Regions from separate parts of the Homo sapiens genome. Here region 1 is linked to region 2. A link is an interaction called in ENCODE POLR2A ChIA-PET data of the cell type or tissue named here. Cell type or tissue: Panc1. All regions are shown on one strand. Each heading gives the region's core, and the rest is flanking DNA. Links, peaks and the distances in the headings are about the cores only.

Evidence for each region. ChIA-PET counts read pairs that join two places held together with the same protein. Peaks named below come from ENCODE experiments on the same cell type or tissue, not always from the same donor. Only the 100,000 strongest peaks of a DNase experiment are listed, where the experiment ranks them.
Region 1: POLR2A ChIA-PET joins it to region 2 with 11 read pairs; 6 of 35 experiments call an interaction of 5 or more read pairs at or near these places.

What each region holds. Positions count from the first base shown.
Region 1 is chr2:234,663,059-234,670,972 of GRCh38, reverse strand. No RefSeq gene overlaps it. Among named protein-coding and RNA genes, the nearest start is that of LINC01173, 16 kb to the left of the region's middle. In Panc1, for the core only: no CTCF peak of the experiment used is centred there; no DNase peak of the experiment used is centred there.
Region 2 is chr2:234,953,840-234,961,753 of GRCh38, reverse strand. The region is part of intron 1 of SH3BP4 (SH3 domain binding protein 4); the gene reads right to left. Among named protein-coding and RNA genes, the nearest start is that of SH3BP4, 5.8 kb to the right of the region's middle. In Panc1, for the core only: no CTCF peak of the experiment used is centred there; no DNase peak of the experiment used is centred there; H3K4me3 peaks cover 923 bases; H3K27ac peaks cover 4,000 bases.

The DNA.
Region 1 (7,914 bases), core at 1,801-5,800, 290 kb after region 2:
AAGACCAAACACAAGATGTCAAAAAGGGAGACCCCAGGGGGACGCAGCTGAGCCCAGCCTGGCAGCAGCCCACTCCATGTAGCAAAGAGGTGACCACGCCATTGCAGTGACACCTACTGAAGCCTTCCTGTGACTGAGCACCGTGGATTAGGAAGGCTTTCATATAGATTCATGTACTTATTCTTCCGAGAGATTCCCCTCTGGGCTTCTGGTTTGCTAAGCCCAGGGGTAGCCGTGTGTCTCATTTAAGCAGCATCATGTAAAGCCTAGGTCTGGCAATGGTAAAACAAGGTCACGTTTCTGTTCATGCTTCTATGTTGAGGATTACATATTGCAGTGAGTTGTCTTAATGGCAGAGCAGGGTACATTGAGATATTGACAGTCATGTGAGGACTCATGTTTTGTATAAGAAATATGTAGAATTTTGTTTTCTATAATGTATTTATATCTGTTTAATAATAAAAATGATGTCTATGTAAAGCATGAGCAAAAAATCGATGCTCTAGGGAAGGGTGGCACCTCCTATGTGAGTGTGGAGCCTGGACCCTTTCTACTGCCTGACTTAAAAAGCAAGGCAATATTTTACCTGGAATCCTTCTAGGCCCTAAGGAGCTGGAGTCTGAGTTGAGGGTGTTTTGCTGCTTGTTGGAACCACACTTTCAGCGACCGAGGGAAAGTCCCTGGATTCCACTTAAGGCAATCGTGTGCATTCAATACATAGTGGGGAGGGTGATTAAGAAAAAGATGAGTAAGACAAAAGCAATTTCCTTCAAGGATTTTATCATCTTACAAGGGAGTTAAGACATAGCCCAACTCATGGCAAAGAAGAGGTATTTTTTACTTTGCAAAATAGCACAGATTCAAAGGGAAGTATAATGGTGAAGTTCCAACATAGGTGCTGGGGACTTTTCAGAAGGGCCTGATATGAGGCTTACCCTTAGGTCCCCATAGGAAAGGGCAGCTTGACTACAGGTGCCAGAAAGAGGTAGGGTCCCATATGGAATGCACTGGAGGCCCAGTGGTGCCCATAGAGACACACACATTCATCTTCTTGGAAGCATATACACCCAAGAGGTTGAGGGTCCTGCTGTCTCCCGGAATCAGGCCAGCACCTCCTATAGTCAATTTGGAGTCACTGCCCCCTGTTGGTTGTTCTGCCTGGCAGATTCCTGATGTTAGCTCCTGTTTTCCTGGTTTGCCTCTTGGTGGCTTCCATTGGGATATTGCCTCTGCGCCTCTTGGACTGGGTCCAAGGTGTGCTCCCAGGTTTTCTGGTACACCATGTCCCCCAGTTTGGGTCTTGCTAGTCCATGCTCAGCAGTATCCCTGGAATGGCTATAATTTTTATGTAGGGAGAGGGTGGAAGCTGTGGTTGCTCTTCCTGGGTATGAATTGGCGCCCCACTTTTAGGGACAGAGGAAGCTCTTGGGAGGTCCACCAGTAGTGACACAGCACTGGCTGTTTAGGTTCATGGAAGATAATGGGGGCTATGTGGGAACGAATGAGGGGGAAGACAGTGAATAGATTAATTCATAGCCTTCCTATGTTTTTCTTGCTGCAGAGCCGGTTAACCTTTCTACAATCTCATGGGCCAACTTTGGCTTAAGTATCGAAGCAAGGCAGCCCCTGTTCTCACAGCCTCAGCTTACAGAAGCAGAGAAGGAAAAATAAAATCTAATAGGAAAAATAACATTGATCTGGTAGTAATTTGAATTGTAATTTACCATCATCGCATTTCCCCTTACTTTGAAGTGATTTTCCATGAATTTTTGTGTGTAGATGGAATTCTGTGTTCATTGTGTTCAATTTCCTTCCTTATTACAAAGTCTGTGGCTACTTGTGGAAAACTCAGGAAGAGTAATTTTGGCTTGAAGTTCTCTCCTTTTGCAAACATTTTCTAAAATGATGTGTTTTGCATACATATGATCTGGATGATTTTGGTAGCTTCTCTGCCCCTCCAAAAACCAGTTCAGTTTTGCTCATACTCCAGATTGCACGGTCTGAAGTTCACTTCCTGCCCAATGATATCTGTAAATTCTTAATCTTGCTTTCCCTTTCTTCCCATCACCCTGGGCCAAATACTAGATTTTTCTACTAGGCAGAAGCCCATTCCCCAGCAGCATGTTTGGAACTTGAATTTCTTTGGTGGAGGGACCTTGCATCGGAATTTCTTCATTTCCTTGCTTGACATGAAAGGTTTTTTGTTTTTTGTTTCCGTTTTCGTTTTTTTTTTTTTTTTTTTTTTTTGAGATGGCGTCTCGCTCTGTCAGCCAGGCTGGAGTACAGTGGTGTGATCTCGGTTCACTGCAACCTCCGCCTCCTGAATTCAAGCGATTCTCCTGCCTCAGCCTCCTGAGCAGCTGGGATTACAGGCGCACGCCACCATGACTGGCTAATTTTTGTATTTTTAGTAGAAACAAGGGTTCACCTCATTGGTCAGGCTGGTCTTGAACTCCTGACCTCGTGATCCGCCTGCCTCAGACTCCCAAAGTGCTGGGATTACAGGCGTGAACCACCGCGCCCAGCCGAAAGGCTCTTGTTAGCTGTGTATTCTGCTAAGGGGAAAGTTTCAACTTGTAACCCCGTGTGAAGATGGCGAATCCTTTTCTTTTTCAGAAGTCACTCCAATACCTGGTAGTCCAATGTCAGTAGGCATTTTTTCTGCCAGTGTTCAAGTATAAATGCTGGATAACGGAGAGATATTTAAAGATCTCCTAAAGATAAAACTAGCACCTGAGTCCTAGAAAGGAATTTGGAGTCAGCATTTCTATTGGTTCTTACAATACAGGTTTGAATTGAATCGTCTAAGGAAGTTTCCAAATTACATGTTTTAGGCCTCAACTCAAAAGCCGGTTTGGAGTAGGGCCTTGATAACTCAATTTTTCAAAACCTTTGTAGGTGACTTTTTTGCATGCTCTTAGTTCTGAATCACTGAAAGGTTAAACATTTCTCACTCTGCAGATGAAGAAATTGGATAGCTAAGAAATTAAATGACTTCGCTGATGTTTTTTTAATGGATATGGTGAATTGCTGATTGCTGGAGGCCCTATCAGGTGGTAAATACCATGAGGCAGGAACAGCCTATCCAGCTTCCAATCCTACTTCTAGCAATGTGTACCTCACTGCAGGTGTGCGGTAACCCAGAGTAGAGTGGAGGTCACACTGCCGGCCTGTGGCTGAACCTAGCTCAGAATCTTGGGAAGGGTGTGATCAAATGGAAAAGCATCTGTGTTCAGGGTTCCTCGCTTGAGGACCCAGGTGTGCCATTTCCCAGCTGTGTGAGCTTGAACAAGAAGCTTAAGTGTTTAGCCTCATATTCGTTGTTTGCAGCAACAGAGTTCTTGAGAGGATGAAATCACACAATCACCTTAAAATGAGTGGGGAAGTGCTAGATGCGTTATATAGACTTAATGAAAGCTATTTTCCTTTTTGTTATAATCCAGTGCTTTGTTAGCTAATATGTTTTGCCTATAAAATTTTTACATTCCCTTGCAATAAACATTTGAAGACTCTATTGAGATGTCATCAGGGCAAGGTGAATACTCTAGCCGACGTCTGGAATTTCTTATTACTTAGGATACAGACGATGCCTTTCAATTCATGAGCCAATTTCTCATCCTATCTAATTCTAGTTCCCTTCATTACTTCAAAAAATTTCCCCCTGAATTGCCAAAATGAGAACTTGACCCATTTATTTTTCCATTTGCTGTCTGAAGAGCACATTGCACTTCAATTTTCTCCAGCTTTATGGTTATGACATTTTTTCCTACCATCTTAATCACTATCAGCCTCTGCCGACATACAGTGAAACACTGGACAATTATAAATACCTGTGTATACAGATTGGAAAATGCTGATTTCAGCAACATCGGGGCTCATTTGCAAGATTTCTGATGACTTTTACCTCTCTCAGCAATTAAAATACAGCATTGCAAAATGGTACTATTGGATTCTGTCTAAGGTTTGTTGATCAAGGGACAACAATGGAAATGGTTTTGCTCCCTGGTGAAGCGGAGTATTCTCCTTTGGCCAAGACTTCTTTAGAATCCTGAGCTAAAGTAAAGAGGTGAGACCTGCTCAGCCTGCAGGATCACCAGTGGTTTTATTGACCCCACGGTGTCTTCCACAGCAGGAAAGTGGACTGTCCCACACCAAATACGACTTGGAGAAGGAGACCTATGCTCAGGATTTCATAAGTAAGCCATTGCCCATTTATCAAAATAACTTCTCCTATCTTCTCCTATTTCTGACCCCTTCTGTTCAGATAACAACCTAAATCCTATTATGAATAGACTAAAAGGAAGATTTGTTTATTGGTGTCTTCTTCCGGACAACCCATGATACAATTGGATATGAGATCCTAATGTGCCTAGGTTTTTCCTCCCGAATTTCAGTAGTATACATTGTCAGAACACCAAGAATTCTAAAAACAAGCTTTTTAGATTCTCCTTTTTGGGGGTTGGGGAGAATGGGCTACCATGAGAATAAATGTTGCTCATTCATTACCGTGGGACCCGTTTCTGAGATCCCGGGTACACATGGCAAGTGCACATTCATTCCACTGTCGCTTGGCTTCCTAATAAAGTGGGTGTGACGTGTTCAGGGCCCTATGACAGCTTTCCCTCATCTGTCACTCTGACACCAGCCTTCCATGGCTAGAATTCCTAAAATCAAGAACTAAATCTCTATACAACAATTAAATAATAACAGGATAAAATAAATGGTAAAGAGATAATTAAAGCAATGGAGGGAATGATGGGAAGCTACAATGAAAACAGACAAAACTTTAGGAAAAACAGAGGTGAATAGAAAAACGAAACCAAATGCAAAAGTAAAACAAATTCATGTTAAAGATGAGAAGGCTACAATCAAAGTGTCAAAACAGTAAGATAAACATCGTGAACTAATTGAGAAAACAAACCACTTCAAACAGATAGATAGAAACAAAATAAAATGCTAAGACCAGAAGCTTAAAGAGCAGACTGGGTAAAAATAAACAAACTGAAGTAAAACTTTATAAAATAAAAAGACAAAGAAAGAAATCAAAAGATAAAGAAATAGGCCAGACATGGTGGCTCACGCCTGAAATTCCAGCACTTTGGGAGGCCAAGGCAGAAAGATTGCTCAGGAGTTTGAGACCAGCCTGGCAACGTAGTGAGACCTTGTCTCTCCAAAAAATAATAATTAAAAAATTAGCCCACTACAGGTGGCAGTGCACACCTGTAGTCCCAGTTATTTGGGAAACTGAGGCAGGAGGAACACTTGAGCCCAGGAGATGGAGGCTGTAGTGAGCCATTTTTGTGCCACAGTGCTCCAGCCTAGGCAACAAAGTGAGACCCTGTCTTTCAAACAAAATAAAGAAAGAAAAAGAAGGAAAGGGAGAGAGAAAGAAAGAAAGGAAGGAAGAAAGAGAAAGGAAGAAGGAGAAAGGAAGGAAAGGAAGGGAGGGAAGGAAAAGAGGGAAGGAGGAAGGGAGGGATAGAGAAAGAAAGAGAAAGAGAGAGAAAGAAAAAAGAAAGAGAAAGAAAGAGGAAGGAAGGAAGGAGAGAAAAGAAGAAAAGAAAAGAAAAGAGGGAGGGAAACAAATCTCCAGCTTCCCATGGCCTTTGAATGCCTCCCTAGGCAGGCTGATGCTCAGCTCTGCGAAGAGCTTGGGGTTTTCCTTTGTGTTTGGGCATCAGCAAGATCAGCCACCCCAAAACAGAGGATAGACAGGGTTTGATTTTTTAAAAACCATATAGTTAAAAAGGAGTCAAATTTTGACTTAGTACTCAAACAGACAACCCCTTAAACCCTGAGAGTTAAAATTAAAAGTCCACGCTTAGTGGATAATATCAGAGATGTGCAAAGATATGCCCAGACCCATGGTATTAGCCAGTCTAGAGCCAAATCTGTCCATGAGAAAAAAGGGCATCCTGTGGGTGCTTAGGAAAATCAATCTGAGCAGTGTCACTCAGATGGGGACAAGTCCACTTACTGTGGTGGAAACATGGAGCAATTGTCCTTTTTCCTGTCATCACAACCATGCTTTCTCTCAGAAGCCTGCTAGCTGGAGAGCTTCCCAGCTGCAGCTCATCTTTCATCCAAAGCACTACCTACAGTGCTGTTTCCAGGACCAGAATCTTCTCTGACTCGGAATCCTCCAGCAGCCAAGTCCTGACACTGCTCATGGAGCTCCTTCCGCTGACTGTGGTGGGAAGAGCTGTGAACCCCTAATGATGTGGTCTTGGCCTGAGGGCTGTGTGGGTTGATCTTGGGTGGGGTTTGGTGTTGACCCTGCCCTGACTTCATGGAGAAGCACCCCTGCTTCTGCCCCTGTGCTCAGGGTGTGTCATGGTAGCCCCAGGCTCCAAGCCCTTCCCCAAAATGGGCTCCTCAGGACTTGGCTGAGTAGCTTTCTGTGGAACCCAGGACCCCTGCCCTTTTTTCACACCCCAGGCTTCCCCAGGAGATGCTATGAGAGTTCATGTGGGTCCACTTGGTGTTCTTTGAGAGACATGGATGTACAAAGGCCTTCAAACTCTTCTTGAGGCACATTCATTATCGGGAGAAATTCACCCCCAATATTTCACGTAGGTTCTTCTCTATTTTCCCTAAGTGCCAGCCAGTCTGAGAAATAAAGGGAAAGAGTACAAAAGAGAGAAATTTTAAAGCTGGGCATCCGGGGGAGACATCACATGTTGGCAGGTTCCGTGATGCCCCCTGAGCTGTAAAACCAGCAAGTTTTTACTAGTGATTTTCAAAAGGGAAAGGAGTGTATGAATATGGTGTGGGTCACAGAGATCACATGCTTCACAAAGTAATAAAATGTTACAAGGCAAATGGATGCAGGGCGAGATCACAGGACCACAGGACTGGGGCGAAATTAAAATTGCTAATGAAGTTTCAGGCATGCATTTTCAGTGATAATATCTTATCAGGAGACAAGGTTTGAGAGCAGACAACTGGTCTGACCAAAATTTATTAGGCGGGAATTTCCTTGTCCTAATAGGCCTGGGAATGCTACGGGAGACCAGGGCTTATTTCATCCCTACAGCTACGACTGTAAAAGACAGCCATCCCCAAAGCAGCCATTTTAGAGGCCTCCCCTTAGGGACGCATTCTCTTTCTCAGGGATGTTCCTTGCTGAGAAAAAGAATTCAGAGATATTTCTCCTATTTGCTTTTGAAAGAAGATAAATAAGGCTCTGTTCTGCCCAGCCCACAGGCAGCCAGACTTTAAGGTTATCTCCGTTGTTCCCTGAAAATTGCTGTTATCCTGTTCTTAAGGTGCCCAGATTTTGATATTGTTCAAACACACACGCTCTACAAACAATTTGTGCAGTTAACACAATCATCACAGGGTCCTGAGGTGACATACATCCTCCTCAGCTTATGAAGATGATGGGATTAAGAGATTAAAGTAAAGACAGGCATAGGAAATCACAAGAGTATTGATTGGGGAAGTGATAAATGTCCATGAAATCTTCACAATTTATGTTCAGAGATTGCAGTAAAGACAGGCATAAGAAATTATAAAATTTGGAGAACTAATAAATGTCCATGAAATCCTCACAATTTATGTTCTTCTGCCATGGCTTCAGCGGGTCCCTCCATTCGGGGTCCCTGACTTCCTGCAACAATTCATTAGAAACCGTCCACACCCTAATGGCATGGAAGTTTTTCATTTTCAGGAATCTTCAAAGGAGAGGCTGGCTTCGTTGTCTGTATTTATGCAGGTCATCAAACTTTGGGATCAAATGCCCAGACCTCTCTGCCCTCGTCATAGCTCCTCTCTGGTGGCTCTGAGGTGGTTTCATGAGCAAATGGCCAGGAGAAAAATTCCTGTCTCCCGACCTCAGGTACCACAGAGTTGACACAGAATTCTCCTGCCCTTCACCAGAGGAACTAGAGAGATGGTGATGGCTATGGATTC
Region 2 (7,914 bases), core at 2,354-6,353:
TCAAGTTGAGCATCAGAAGAATATCAAACCCTTACACTCTGTTCAACTCAGATGCTGGAACATCACAGAAATTCTATTAACTCAGTATCTAAGAATAAACTATGGTACATGTACACAAGACAAAAGAAGCAAGGCATGATGAACTGCACGCTGACAAGCATGGGGCTCAAAACCAACATGGAGGCCGGGCGCAGTGGCTCACACCTGTAATCCCAGCACCCGGGGAGGCTGAGGCAGGTGGATCACCTGAGGTCGGGAGTTCGAGACCAGCCTGGCCAACATGGTAAAACCCCGTCTCTACTAAAAATACAAAAATTAGCTGGGCATGGTGGCGCACACTTGTAATCCCAGCTACTTGGGAGGCTGAAGCAGGAGAATCACTTCAACTCAGTGGGTGGAGATTTCAGTGAGCCAAGATCGCACCACTGCACTCCAGCCTGGGCGACAGAGCAAAACTCCATCTCAAAAACAAACAACAAACAAACAAAAACCACAGGGACAATGATGGAGCCAAATCCACAGCTAGCAGTACAGTGGCATTGAGTGTGATCTCATTTAAACTGCCCAACTCCAGGAGCGAAGTACGATGGTCATCATTTTAGAGATCAGAAGGCTGAGCCTCAAAGATGTCCAAAAATGTGACCGAGGTCATAACAGGAAGAGAAGCCAAATATTCGGACACAGACAGGTGTGTGGGGCTCAGACACCCCCTGCTCTTTCCCACTGTGATGTCCCCGCAATGAACCAGGTCCCAACAAAGAGCCATGGAGCTGCCACTGGAAAAAGGAACTTCTCATATTGCAGTCTGTGAAAACGTCATTCCAGCTATTGTTCCCTGACAATGGCTGGGAAACAAAAAACAATGTAAGAAGAACATGATACGTGAGCCATGTAATTCTTACCAAGGATCTTCCTCCATACAACAACTTTCAGTTTTGCAAATCAGGCTGTTTCAAATTTGATTGATTTCGAAGAAACAGCTGTGTACAGAAGTGTCTCAGTGCGTAACACAGGGAAAAGGCCAACAAAAATGGGAAGAATCCAAAACCACGGAAAAATCCTACATTACACAGTGCAACTGAGCATTTCAAGTGTGTGCGCACGTGGCCCCAAACAGTTGCGTCTGCTTTCCCCCAATTCAGCAGTTCTGAAAATCACAGGTGGCTCCAATAAGATACACATATAAGCAAAAATGGGCACTAAGTGAACTCTTGGGATTCTGTTTGTGATGACTAGCCAGTGCCTGATCTCCTGATGTCACCCAGAGTCAGCACCCCCTCACACAGGCCTGAAATGAGACCAAAATTCAAAATTGTGTTGATGTCCTAGTCCCACACTGTAAAGGAGAGAACCAATGGCTGCTGCTCTGTACTGAACCGGAACAGAGCATTCCTCTTACAAACATTTGAAATATCGATTCCTCAAACCACAAGATAAAAACAAAAACCCAACTTGCTAGAGGGGATATTTGGGACAGGGGTAAGGAAACGTGAGACCAGACCACAGCAGGAAGAACCACAACCATATCTGTATTCACCACTTTGCAATGGGGCATAGGCCCTGGGCCTAGCATTCTACATGAATTATGTGTAAGTATTACATCAGCTCCAATCATTATTTTCAGTTAGATCTGAATACCGTACCCTTATTTCCCATTTATGCACAGGACACATACAAATATTTGACGGCACTTGTACATCAACTATGATTGTTAGCAGGATTTAAAAATGCTTAAATGTACATGCATTTTAATAATACTCCATTTATCTCTTAATCTTAAAGCTTTTAAAAAATCAAATCCTCGCCGGGCAAGGTGGCTCATGCCTGTAATCCCAGCACTTTGGGAGGCCGAGGTGGGCAGATAAACTGAGGTCAGGAGTTCAAGACCAGCCTGGCCAACATGGTAAAACCCCACCTCTACTGAAAACACAAAAATTAGCCAGGCATGGTGGCATGCGCCTGTAATCCCAGCTACTTGGGGGGCTGAGGCAGGAGAATCACTTGAACCCAGGAGGCGGAGGTTGCAATCAGCCGAGATCGTGCCATTGCACTCCAGCGTGGGCAAGAGTGAGATTCCGTCTCAAAAAAAAAAAAAAAAAAGTCAAATCCTCTTACAAAGGGCAACAGTGGAAAATGGGTAAACAAAGGCAAGGTAAACCTACCTGAATTAAAAATTAAATTGCACAGAACTACGGGGATGGCCACTGGACAGTATTTATAAGTAAGCCGTTTATTATTCATAGGGAGGAATTACTTCTATCATATATTGTAAGTTTTACTGCCAAGATGTCAAGAAGAGAATATTGGAGTTGTCACTACATGGCTGTATGAAGTCACCACCCTAAGTTTTCACCTTGTCCAGGCTCTCTCTCTCTCTCTGCCAGCTCTTTCATGCACTGGGCATGGTGTCTGAGGGGCTCCTGTGTATGGAGGATGCAGAGATAATAAAATGCAACTGCCCCCAAGCAGCGCCCTGCCTAGGGGGACAACAGACAGGTAAGAAAGCTAGGACACAGGCAGACCCAGGTGCAGGTTCCTCGGGTGTGTCTGAGAAGGCAGTGTGAACTGGGCCTGGAAGAGCAAGTGAGTCTGCTGAATTGAGTCTTAAGGACAAATGGGCCCCCCAGCCAGCCCTCCACAAAGGCTAGTGGGAAAAAGTTGCAGATGTTATGATCTGAGAAAGCATTTGGGGAAGGTCTTTTAACCAGCTGCTCCTGGTGATCAGCTATTCACACCCAATGCTTCCCTCTCAGCATCTGCGGCCACTCCCCACCGCACGGGTACCCCAAGGAGAATTTTCCGCCCCTGCTAGAATCCCAGTCCCTCTGACCCAACCCTGGCTCCCTCCTGCCCTGTCTCCACACCATCAAATACGGTCCAATTTCTTTTATCACCAACATTCTTCTGCGTGGCCTCCACTCTGTGCTATTTCTTCTATTATAGGAGTTTCTCCACTACCACAGTGACAGGGTTCCAGTCCTCCCGTTCATAAATCCTCCGCACATGATAGACTCAGAACTGTCCCGTCTGCTTTGAGCTCTCAACCCCCTCTCCCCCTACCCCCATCTTTCTCCTCCTTGACTTCAGGGCCCCGCAGGGCACTTGTTCTCCCATCCCAGCTGCTCCTCCACTGGCTCCCCCTTAGCCTTCCTGCCCCTTCTGGGGGTGATCCAGCAGTGTGATCCTGGCCCCTGCTCTTCACTCTAGGTTCCCATGTATGAGCTCTTCCACACTCACTGCCCAACTCTAAGGAAGTGAGCCCAGGACCGCCCTCTCTCAAACAGCCCTCCTCTGGCCAGCAGGACAGACCCTTCCCCAGACACCCCCCCAGGGCGAGCACCTCCTTGAATCCTGCACCCCAGGGGCCTCGTGTGCCTCTCCCCAGTCCCAGCCCCGCTCACCATGGCTGGCTCTGAAGTTGAATGACTTTTCCCTCCCACATGCTTACTGCCTCCAAGGAAAGCTCTCACATTTTAAAATAATTTTACTGGTAATTATGATGGAGAAAAAATAATCAGCTTATGTGCGCACCCAAGCTCAAGGACTCTTACAAAGTGTTCAGCTATGGTCCTTGGGCGGTAGGGTTTCTCTTTCCTTCATCTGGGTGGTCCCAGTAAGCCCCTCTGCTTTAATATCTGAGAACAGCTCATCACACCCACCCAGGGGGTCTGCCTGGCTTCATCCTGACCCCCTGACTTCCTGGAAGGAAGACTCTTTTCCTTTCTAGACCAGCAGAAGCAACCAAAGCCAAACAAGTATGTGGACCTCATCAGTGTAGGACACGTGCCCCTGGAGGAGGACAGACCTGTTGGGGGGAAGATGGGCTCCGCCTGCCTCTCCTAGCCCAGCACTTCCTCACCCTCTACGAGGCCTTAAGGAAAAACATTCCCTGCTCTGCAAGGGAGATCTCACCTCCTTGGGCTCAAATACACAGGGTCTGCCACGCCCTGCCCCAAACTGCACCCCCTCAGCTTTCTTCTTGAACAAATTCATCACCACATCCCTGGTGTTCAACGTGGATATACATTACAGTCACCCGGGAAGCTTTCCAAATCTACAGAGGTCTGGACCCACACCCAGACATTCTGATTCAACTGGGGATGGGCCTGGAACATGGATTGTTGTTTTTTTAAGCTCCCGGGTGATTTTAAAATGCAGCCTGAGTTTTGAAGCCTTCTACTCTTGCTGGCCAAATTCGGTTACTCAGTAGTACCCAAATCCTTTTTCAGTACTGCTCCTAGGCAGACATGGACCAAGCAGAAGTGAGGCCACAATTTCTTCCATTAAAGTGATGGGGGTGACGGAAGGGGAAGCAGGGGTGTCGTGTGGGTGGGCTCAGTGCAATGAATGGTGAGCAGGACCCAGCTCTTCTTGGCTCACACAGATTGTTAACTATTTAGTAATGTTCCCAGCCCAAACTGGCAGTTTGAAATCAGGCTGGGCATGGTGGCTTGCATCTGTAATCCCAGCACTTTGGGAGGCCAAGCTGGGCCGTTCACCTGAGGTCAGGAGTTCAAGACCAGCCTAGCCAACATGGGGAAGCCGGTCTCTACTAAAAATACAAAAACTTCTGGGCGTGGTGGCACATGCCTGTTGTCCCAGCTACTCAGGAGGCTGAGGTAGGAGAACAGCTTGAATCTGGGAGGTGGAGGTTGCAGTGAGCCGAGATTGCACCACTGCACTCCAGCCAGCCTGGGTGACAGAGTGAGACTCAAAAAAAAGAAAAAGAAATTAGCCATGGTGGGAATATTTACGTCACAGAAATTGGCAGATACTGCAATCGAAGCTCTGCTTTCTCCTCAGAGAGCAGGTTTACCGGCACACTATGAGCTCAGGGACCTCCTACATTGGAGGGGCTAGAAAAGCTTCCTGCCTGCTCATAAAAATGGGGCAAGGGCAGGGCAACATACCTCACACCTGTAAGCCCAGTGCTTTGGGAGACCAAGGCTGGAGGATCACTTGAAACCAGGAGTTCAAGACCAGCCTGGACAACATAGCGAAACCCCATTTCTACAAGAATTTAAAAAAAAAAACTACCCGGGCGTGCTGGTGTGCACCTGTAGTTCCAGCTACTCAGGAGGCTGAGGAAGAAGGATTGCTTGAGCCCAGGAGTTGAAGGCTGCAGTGAGCTATGATTGAGCCACTGCACTCCAGCCTGGGCAACAGAGAAATCTCAACTCAAAAAAAAAAAAAAAAGAGGCAGGGTTGTCCTCAGTTATGCAGATTTAATAAAAACTTGGAACCATAAAATCCTTTCAAAGGAAGTATTCTTCTCAATCTCTACAGAAGAGTTGGGCTAACAGGCTTCAGCAAAGAGAGCTCCCCTGAGATAAGCTTTTATTGCGCAGATAAGAATAATCTCATTAGTATGTCATTTATTTGATTGTAAAGAGGAAGGTGGAACCCTTATTGTACATTTACTTAACCGCCTTCCTATAATCTTAATCTCATTCTAGTGACCCCATGTGCCCAAACACCCTCTTTTCACGGGACAAGGAAAGACATCGTACCAAATCCTGGGTTATCCCAACTTCAAAGTCACAATCTTCCAAATAAACCTTGCTTCGCCCTGGTGACGGGGTGAGGGTTTCACGAACAAAGGTGCAAAATGGCTGCCTTCCATTTAGGCTGAGAAAGCGTCACATGTTTTAAAGATTTCATCACCTTCAGAGTACAAGCTATTTTCTAATTGTGTGAGGGAGGCTGGCACTCCGCTATTTGCATGCCTGTATCTTCAGGCTCCAATGTGTGACTGAGAGCCGTTTGTTTCTTTAATTTCAGCACCCCGGGAGATGTGATGACGAGCTCTGGACTTGGACAGATCCAGGTTCAAATCCCAACTCAAGCACTCATTAAAGTCTAAGGTTGGAGGAGTTTCTTAAATTCTCGTAGCTTCCCTGTAAAATGAAACCCCTGGTAGTTTTCGTGAGGATTCAAAAGGGCACACATGCAGCCTAGCATATGGTAAGCCCTCAACGAGTGGTACCTATTTCCATCCCTCAAAATACCCCAAACCTTAAATTAGAGGAATTCCATACAGCAATTCTACTTCCTCAAATCCATATGCTTCCTGATGACTTCAGGAGGCACTGTTCACCTGGAAGATGGGAGGCTGTGATGTTCTACATGGGATTTTACCCTTCTTAAAACACGGCACACAGCCTCTTTCTAAAGCATATTCTGCACTCCCTCGCCCTCTGAAGACTGATTATTGAGACTTTTTCCCTTTAGCGAGGTCACGGTGGGATCAGGTGCTGGGTTATGTAACACGTGGACGCCCTCAGGGCCCACCGAGGAGCTGGTTTCGGCTTCCTGGAGGATACTGAATCAAGTAGCTGGATTGTTCCCTGGGTATTTGGGGGCTAGATGAATTGTTTTTCTGTCACTGCTCCACAGGGTGGTGGCAGAATGTGAGGCTTCTTTCGTGCAAATAGCTGGGGAGCCCAGAGACCTAGCCCAGCTCCCCAGAAGCTGAGTGTAAACGTTGCTTGGCCTGAGGCTCGCTCCTGGCCAGGAGCAAAGCTGACCCGCGCACTGAGAGTGCTCTGAGAACTCTATTTAGTGATCGGTGACCTTTTCGGATTCCTGGTTGTCAGGCGGCTACCTCGCAACAGAGAAGACCTGATGCCCACCTCCAGGGCCTTGGGAAATGTCCCAGGGGCCTGAGTCCAATTTGCAGAAGAAAAATCACAACACAGCCCAATTTAGGTGTGCAATTTGAAAATAATAAAGCTAAGGGAAATCCACATGGCTGGCCAGTTGTAAACAGCAGCTCCTACTCGGTCAAAACAAGGCTGGTACCTGAAACGAGGCTGGAACTGGGAGGTCTGCCTGGAGCCAGGGTCCAGGGACGAGGTCTGCCAGGGCCGCACTCTGGAGCTCTCAACCTTGTTTGGGTCAAGGGCTCTGTAAGAAGCTCCCCAGGAAAAGAAAGCACACACACCTCCCACGCAATTTCAGGGGAGCCAGGGGCTCTTAACTGGCCAGGATCCCAGGATTTAAAACCAGGAACACCTCCCAGGATTCAAGGGCGTAAACCACATTCACCATTCGCATATCTTATGATCAGACTAGAATCCAGCATTAGAATAAGAAGAAAGTCTATTCAAGCAGCCCAGAGGGAAATAATTCCAGGCTGCCGGATTAGCAAACAAGAGCAAGGGAGAAAAGCCAGGAAGGTCCTCCCTCCACAGAGAAAAGTAAGAGCACAATACATGAACAGACAAGGCACCCGGTGAAGGATACTTTATCAGCATTTTTTTCAGCCCACTTTCTGGGTCTTTCCAAAACCCCCTCTTGAGCTGTGATCTGCAACTAGACAGACCCTGATCAGATCCACGTGCTGGTGGAAAGGACAATTTAAAAAATGAAACTATCAAACGACAGACGGTTACAGAAAGAGGATCTTCTACCCTGATTACTTTGTTGTTGTGGGGGTGGCATGGGTGCTTGGGGACAAAAGGCATGCTGTGAAGTACCTCTCCCCACCTGGGCCTTTGGTACCCAGAATTAACAAATGGCATGGGTTCTTATTTATTGTTTTATAAGATCACTAAAATGTAGTCTTGGGACAACAGGAAAAAAATAATAATAAAGCTCACAGAAGTGTCCTGGGCTTCTCCGCAGCCGGTCATTGTTCATTTAGTAAACAAGTGAGCCATACAAATCTCTAGGAAGCCAGGTTTGTTCAGTTTATGCGTCCTCCCAGAACTAACTGTTCTTTTGGATAAGCACGGCCCGGGCATTCCACAGACCCACAAACATCAGGCAGTGGGCAATCTGGGGTCCCGCCTAAATATCACTGCCCCCTTACTTTAAGAAATCCGCCTACAAGCAGAAAGCAGAGGTGGAGGAGGGGGATTGGAGAGCGCTGCCTCTTCCCAAGCTTCCCACTCTGAGGGATTTGGCCGAGTC